2 separate regions of the Homo sapiens genome follow, and region 2 is linked to region 1. Evidence: read pairs that join two places in POLR2A ChIA-PET (ENCODE). Cell type or tissue: GM12878. All regions are shown on one strand. Links, peaks and the distances in the headings refer to the core of each region. The heading gives the core; the rest is flanking DNA.

Region 1 (3,836 bases), core at 357-2,856:
ATTGAACTAATCAGGCTTACCTTCGTTTTTGCCGTAGCTTGACACACATTGCTTGACACTGAGAACTGATAGGATCTCTGAGGGAGAAGACAGAACTAAGTCCACCCTTAACCTAATCCCTCCATTCTTGGGATGCAGAGAGTATTTACCGAAACATTCATGTTCGAAGCCAGGTGTGGTGGTGCGCTCCTGTAGTCCAGCTACTCGGGAGACTGAGGCAGGCAGATCTTTTGAGCCCAATAGTTCTAGGCTAGCCTTGGCAACATAGTGAGCTGTCTGTAAAAACATAGGTTTGAAAAAACCTGTAACATGTTCGTGACCTCCTGAAAGAAGTCGGAAGTTGCAGTCATTCGAGATTTTATGTAATATAAGCTATAGTAACTATGCTGTGGATATAAATTAGAATATATTCGTATCTTTTATTTGCAATAAATGTAAAGCTGAATCTTAGAATTTCAAACGGATAAATTTTAACAGCACTATTCCCAGGGCTTTTTTGGTAGTGATAGAAAAGTGTAACTGTTGAGTTTTTCCATATTGGCAATATACTGCCAGGTTCCCTTATGGACAGAATGAATCATCGGCTGGGTGCAGTGGCTCATGCTGCTAATCCTCAGGAAGATTGTAAACCTTAGGACGCTGAGGTGGGTGGATCGCTTCAGCCCAGGAGTTCCAAGACCAGCCCGGGCAACATGGCAAAACTGCCTCTCTACAAAAAATTAGCCTGGTTTGGTGACGCGCGCCTGTAATCCTAGCCTGTACTCAGGAGGCTGAGGTGGGAGGATCGCTTGAGCCCAGGAAATTGAGGCTGCAGTGAGCCTTGAGCATGCCAGTGCACTCCAGCCTGGGTGACAGAGTGAGACCTGTCTCAAAAAAAAAAAAAGAAAAGAAAAAGAAAAATGAATCATACGTTTATACTGTACTCCAGAATCCCCAAGTAAGTTTCTAACACAATTGTTTCTATTGACCAAGCAATTTTGGCATTTTACACTGAAATTACAGTGGCTGTTAAATTTAGTCTAAACTGCCCTTTAAGTGTTGGCAAAAAGGAGAAGAAACAGTGTAATTTGTAATCCCTCTTCTGTGTAGCTGTCATTATGTTGAAAATTATGTATTCTTTGTCTCATCTGTCTGTGAAACACAGATAATTATTACCTACCTTAGTGGTCAAAATGACTTTGCAAAGTTGTTTGGAATGTTTATTACTACAAAAAATTAAAATTTTTTTTACACTTAAAAATGCTTAGTAGGTTTTTAAAAATAACTTTGTGAAAATTTAGTTTCAGTAATGAAGCATTTCTTAAAAGGGCAACCATTATTATGGCAAAATTTAAAAATCATTTAGAAAAAGAGTACTATTTAAATTGGATGCATGTGAGAAGACTATTTGAAGAACTTTTGGAGAAAGAAAATCTAAAAACAGTTGTTTTTATTTGTCTAGAAGTAAGGTTTAGTTTATGCTTCTAAAATGCCTGTGGCTGGGAAAAGCTTATAAAGCATAAGGAGAGGAGGAAACCTTGAGGGATTGCTTGAATACTTAAAAATGAGGAATGCCTTTAAAGGCAAAATAGAAACTGTCTAAAAGAAATATGAGAGCCCTGTTTGTAATTTTGAGTTGTCTGATAGCCACATTAAAAAAAGTAAAATTAAAGATGAATTAATTTTAATATATCCTAGAATTAATTTTAATAACGAAATTTATATATTTTAATAATAAAATATATAAAATTTAATACTATTTTATTAAGTATATTCAAAATATTTCAACATGTAATCAATATCAAAATTATTGAAGTATTTTACATCATCTTTTTGTACTGTCTTTAAAACCCAGTGAGTATTTTACACTTTCAGCACATCACAGTTCAGACTAACCACGTTTTAAGTGCTCAGTAAACAGTGACTACTCAATTAGATAGTGTAGTTAGAGTTAGTATCTAAGTTATAAAGAATTTTTACAAACCAGTATACATTCCAGTAGGAAAATGGACAAAGGAATTGAATACAAAGTTCATAAAGTTGTTCAAGTGGCCAATAAAAATGCAAAAATGTTCCATACTGAAAAACAGAGACTTTAAAGGGTTTTACTTCTCACTGCCTATTTCATTTTGGCCGAATTTTTCATAATGATAATACCCCATATTGAGGGTGTGGGAAAACAGGAACTCTCTTAACTACTGATTGAAAACATAAACGGTTTATGCCCTCTGACCTAACAGTTTTTACTCAAAAGGATTTACTTTAAAGAAATAATCAAAATACATATTAAAATGTTTGCAGAAGTTTATTATAGTAATAAATTGGTAGTTCATAGTTATGGAGAGTGGGAAACTGAAATATATTATGATACCTTTATTATGGGCTGGTGATGTATACAACCATTTTTTTAAAAAATTATAATTCAGGGCTGGGTGTGTTGGCTCATGTCTGTAATCCCAACACTTTGGGAGGCCGAGGTAGGGGGATCACCTGAGGTCAGGAGTTCGAGACCAGCCTGGCCAACATGGTGAAACCCCATCTCTACCAAAAATACAAAAACTAGCTGGGCATGGTGGCGGGCGCCTGTAATCCCAGCTACTTGGGAGACTGAGGCAGGAGAATCACTTGAACCCAGGAGGTGGAGGTTGCAGTGAGCTGAGATTGCGCCACTGCACTCCAGCCTGGGCGACGAGCGAAACTCCATCTCAAAAGAAAAAAAAAAGTTATAATTTAGAAGAATAGTGACATGGAAAATACTCTTGTGTTATTAGGTAAAAACTGTAGAAAAATACAGTGAAAATATATACTGTGATATTAACAGTGAGTTTGTCTAAAAATTTTTTTATTTGTGTTTTACAAATGATCTACAGTACACATATACTTCTAAAGAATAAAAATGTTACTTAGTTTCTGTAGTAAGTATATCCTTTTTTATAAAAAGTTCTTTGGGTTAGGATAGAGCACATATTTCTTTTTTTCATGTATTTATACCTTGCCTCATTTGGCAAAAATTTGAGAGGGGAAGACACTTAAGTATACTAGATGAACACTGAAATTAATAAAAGTGTAATTTTTAAATAGAAAATAGAAATCAAACATACTATGTTATTATTGTCTCCAATCTGCTAGTATTTATTGTCATAAGAAAAGTAGGCTGAGAATTTAACTTTTATCCCCAGCAGAGGTCCCTCCTCCTCCTCAACCTCTTTAAATAACTAAGAGTATTGACAGTTACAAAAGACCAGTCTGGCCAACATCGTGAAACCTCATCTCTACTAAAAATACAAAAATTAGCTAGGCATGGTGGTGGGCGCCTGTAATGACAGCTACTCAGGAGGCTGAGGCAGGAGAATTGCTTGAACCCGTCAGATGTGGTCTCAAAAAAAAAAAAAAAAAAAGACCATTTAGACTGTCAATGCTCTTAGTTGTTTAAAGAGGTTGGGGAGGAGGAGGGACCTCTGCTGGGGATAAAAGTTAAATTCTTAGTCTGATTAAGAGAGCATTGACAGTTATAAAAGACCATTTAGGGCTGGGTGTGGTGGCTCACACCTGTAATCCCAGCACTTTGGGAGGCCAAGGTGGGCGGATCACCTGAGGTCAGGAGTTCTAGACCAGCCTGGCCAACATGGCAAAAACCTGTCTCTACTAAAAACACAAAAAAATTAGCTGGGCATGGTGGCAGGCGCCTGTAATCCCAGCTACTTGGGAGGCTGAGGTGGGAGAATTGCTTGAACCCAGGAGGCAGAGGCTGCAGTGAGCCGAGATCGTGCCATTGCACTCCAGCCTGGGCAACAAGAGCAAAACTCCGTCCCCCCACCAAAAAAAAGACCATTTAGGCAGGCAGACAGGAAGATTCT
Region 2 (4,122 bases), core at 567-3,066, 130 kb after region 1:
CGGGAATTTCCGTAACATTTATAAGCCATGTTTAATCAATTGCACCTACACAACCATTACTTTAGTTCTGGTTGTCCATAAAATTCTACAGTCCAGGACAAATTAATTAACCCATGATCTTAGTTTTAATATACTCCTTCCCCAGTAATTAAGGTGTACAAAACAAAGGGAAAACTCATTCATTTTACAACTCGGCAAATTTACTACAGGTTATAAATTTGGCACCATTTGGATCTGATAGGGTTTTATTTCAAAAAGTGCTCTGTTGAGTTAAACACTGAGAAGGGGAAATGGCATAGGAACCAACAAGAGGGAGGCAGCCCGATGCGGCTAGGAAACCGGCACGGAGTTCTGCGCGTGGAGACTCATCACGGCAGCATTCATACTCTCCTCAACAAGCAACGGCGTGATGTGGTTTCCTTTCCTAAGGAAGGCAACTGAGGCACCTAGTTTGTGCTCTGAATTTAGTCAGGCTGGGTTTTAATTGAATCTTGGTTCTGTGTCTTATTAGACTAACGAGCTAGTTACTTCAAGTTGTTGGACCAAAGTTTCCTCATCTGTACAACTGAAAGGAACTGAATTATCATGAGTACAAGATATGACTATTTGGGAGCATGAGCCAAGCCTTGGCTGGGTACAGTGGTGGACCCTGTGTATAAGAGACAATCAAAAGATGGGCAGGGGCCCAGAGCTCCCAAAAAGTCCTTCAGCCCCGGTTGCAGTTTCATGGCAGGAGATGAGAGACGGAGGTCTGAATCAAGTCTGTGCAGGACAGAGAGAGGTGGGAGTGAAAGCTGTCGAACTGAGAGGGCTAGGCAACCAATTCCATGGGCCAGGGTATGTACGGGAGACTGAGGAAGCAAGATGATCCCCAGGTCAAACAGCGGTGTCTTTCACAAAAATGAGGAACAGAGGCTACGGCTGGGAGGAAAGCAGCAGGAGGGAAAATAAATCCATTGCTTCCCAAGCACTGAGAGGAACAGGCTCCTAAGGGCTCTGAATGGTTGACCCCCAGCCCTCAGGGAGGCTGGGTGGGCCGGGAGCGGGGGTGAAATCGGGGGGCTGGCTAACTCAAAACCACTCACTGTGTCACCAGTACTTTTGCGGAGGAAGCTTAAGCTTAGTAACTGTCACCATTTATTGAGCAACTGATGACCAGCCCGAAGCACCTGCCCCAAGCACTTTGCACACTTCCCTCCTTTCTCCTCACAGGTGGAGGTACTAGGTCTATTCCTCAGCTGGGCTCTGGGTTCAGCCTTGGGCAGGTGACTTTTCTAAACTTTGCTCCTTTGTGTTAAAATACAGATGATAATCCCAGCTTGGTGGTTTGTGGTGAGGAGACCAGCCGTCTCCCACCAGAAAAAAAGCTTATGAGGGCTGGGACTGTTACCTGTTTATTCAATGCCAGACTCTCAGGGTGGAGTACAGCTCCTCACACAATGCAGGTGCAATAAACATTTGCTGAATGGCTGACGCAGTAGAGCACGGGCCTCTGTGGCTGGCACACAGCAGACACCCAGTAATGGTGGCTACAATGAAGAATTCTTACTTTTTTTAACCACTGAATATAAATTCGCAAAGTTAAAGAACTTTAAGGAGAGCAACATAGATGAGGAGCCACTAAAAAGGAGACTTCTACCATCCTTAATTTAAAAAATGAGACGTGCACCATCCTCTTAGTTATGGTCCCTGTAAATATTCGTCAGCCTTAAAAAAGACTGTCTAGCTGCTTTTTAAGCTGTTTATTTAACACCATATAATTTTTAAAAGCTGTTTTGCTCAGGAGAGTGAGCTTACCTGGTAAGCCAGGATTACAGCTTTATCTTACCAAGGAGGTCAAATCCATTTCCAAGGCCTCACAACTCAAAGGGACGGGGCTGCGGATGCCATCCTCAAGTTCAGAGTTCACCCTGTAAGCGATGCTTTGCTGTGCCCCTGAAAATGGTCTATTTCAAGATGGGATGGACTAGTGATCTGGCAGCTGACAATCCAGGAAAAGAGCTTTCTCAAAACCTTTGAAAAAATCCACTGAATGCAGCAGCTCTACATAAAATGTTGGTCTCATAAAATGTAGGAATACCATTTGGAGGTAATTTTCATCAAGAAAAAGGGAAAGAAAAAGAAAGCAATTTATAGCCCAAAGCACAATTCAGAATGCTCTCTGGGTTATGGATGAGATCTATAAACCTGTTTTAGCATAGTTAATAAGTAAAATATGATAAATAATAAAAACGAGAAAATGCTCATGTGCCTGAAATGACAATATAAAGAGTCATAATGATGATGAGTCATAAAGTTTAAGTAGTCTTATGTAGATATTTCCCCTATCTTTTCATTTTTGTAGAATTCTGGTTGTATATTTTCAATTAGCCACCCACAGGTTATTAAACATTGACCTATTGTTGAGTCACTGAAAAAAAAACAGAACAAATCACCCTTAATTAATGGGTTACTTAAGAGTCATCATCAAATGGAAGACACAGGTGTACATTTACTATTAAGCAAGGAAACTAGTTCTGAATTAGACTGCTTTGTGCCACACAGGCACAAAGCAGGGGTGTGGCAGTCAGGGAGAGCTTCCTGGAAGAAGTGGGCTTTTCAGCGGTGCTTTTTATATGACAGTATTGTCAAGTTAGGAAATATGGATTTAATTCTAGGGAGCAAAGGATTTTAAGCATATATTTACTTTGGATCTGTAATTCAGAAAAAAAAAAAAAAAAAAAAAAACAACTTTCCAGGGTGGAGAACAGAGAAGAAAGAAGCTGCTGCAATAGTCAGGTGAGAGAGTCAACCTAGGAAAAGAGAGGCAGTTCAACATGGCTGTAGAATTCTTAGACGTAGGAAGTAAGGGGGTCAGTGATATGTCAGAAACTTCTACCTGGGGTTGGTGGGGCCTTTACTGAAAACAGGAGGAACTGCAGATGGGTATTCAGAATAGGTGTGGTGAGATCAAGCGATGTATGGGCAAACCACTGTGGGCCAGGTATTTGGCACGGTGGTCTACAGTGAAGCCACAGGGACTGATGCTCTAGGTATGCATGTGGGACTTGTTAACACACATGTAGTCAATGTTATAAGAAACATAACTGGGCACAGGCTCATGCCTGTAATCCCAACACTTTGGGAGGCTGAGGCAGGACAATCACTTGAGCTCAGGAGTTCAAGACCAGCCTGGGCAACATAGTGACACCCCATCTCTATAAAAACTAAAAGTTAGCTGGGCGTGGTGGTGCACACCTGTAGTCTCGGCTATTTGCGGGGCTGAGGTGGGAGGATCACCTGCGCCTGGGAGGTCGAAGATGCAGTGAGCCATGATCATGCCACTATACTCAAGCTTGGGCAAGAAAGCGAGACCCTGTCTCAAAAATAAGTGAACAAATAAATAGGAAACATAACTGATGAGAAAAGGCAGTAGAGAGTGAGAGAAAAAGACAAAGCATGAACTCTGGAGAACAGTAGATGGAAAAACTCATGAAGGCGTCATAGGAAGAGGGGCAAGGAACCAGGAGAAAGTACTGACACTAAGGCTAAGGACAAGAGAGAGCACGGAGGAGGAGAGGTGAGGGCCTGGGGTGACCAGAGTGGAAAAAGGGTCACTGGACCAGACAACTGGAGAGTCACCAGGGGCCTCTTGCAGAAAACTCTGGTAGCGGTGGAAGTGAAGCCAGATTACAGGGTGGAAGAGCAAATGGAAATTAAAAGACAGAAGATAACGAATATAGACCAGCTTTTCAAATGTTTAATCATTAGAAAAAAATGAGGTCACCATTCAGCAATCATGAATTGAGTGTCTTCTATGACACTAGAGATGAGACCCGGGCCCAACTTTCAAGAAGCAAGATGTGCTGTAGTGTAGAATGAAGGTGCTGACCCAGGATACTTTGGGAGCCTGGAAGGAGATGGAAGTAGAAAGGAGAGCAATGACAGCAGAAGAGAAGGAGAATCCAAGGAAGGCTTCTTTTTAGGCTGGGGGAAACCTGAGAGCTTCCCCAGGGGATTCTCATGGGGATTGTCCATGGTTCTCAAGTCTCGTATGAAAGTCATATATTCAAAACTGAGTCTTGAACATCTTATAAGTATGTACCATCTTTATTACTATTAAAACACACCATTTCTTCTACA

What was found. ChIA-PET counts read pairs that join two places held together with the same protein. Peaks named below come from ENCODE experiments on the same cell type or tissue, not always from the same donor. Only the 100,000 strongest peaks of a DNase experiment are listed, where the experiment ranks them.
Region 2: POLR2A ChIA-PET joins it to region 1 with 5 read pairs; 2 of 35 experiments call an interaction of 5 or more read pairs at or near these places.

Annotation. Positions count from the first base shown.
Region 1 is chr4:41,991,470-41,995,305 of GRCh38, forward strand. All of the region lies in intron 1 of SLC30A9 (solute carrier family 30 member 9), which reads left to right. Among named protein-coding and RNA genes, the nearest start is that of SLC30A9, 2.9 kb to the left of the region's middle. In GM12878, for the core only: no CTCF peak of the experiment used is centred there; no DNase peak of the experiment used is centred there; H3K4me3 peaks cover 738 bases.
Region 2 is chr4:42,120,991-42,125,112 of GRCh38, forward strand. All of the region lies in intron 4 of BEND4 (BEN domain containing 4), which reads right to left. Among named protein-coding and RNA genes, the nearest start is that of BEND4, 30 kb to the right of the region's middle. In GM12878, for the core only: no CTCF peak of the experiment used is centred there; no DNase peak of the experiment used is centred there.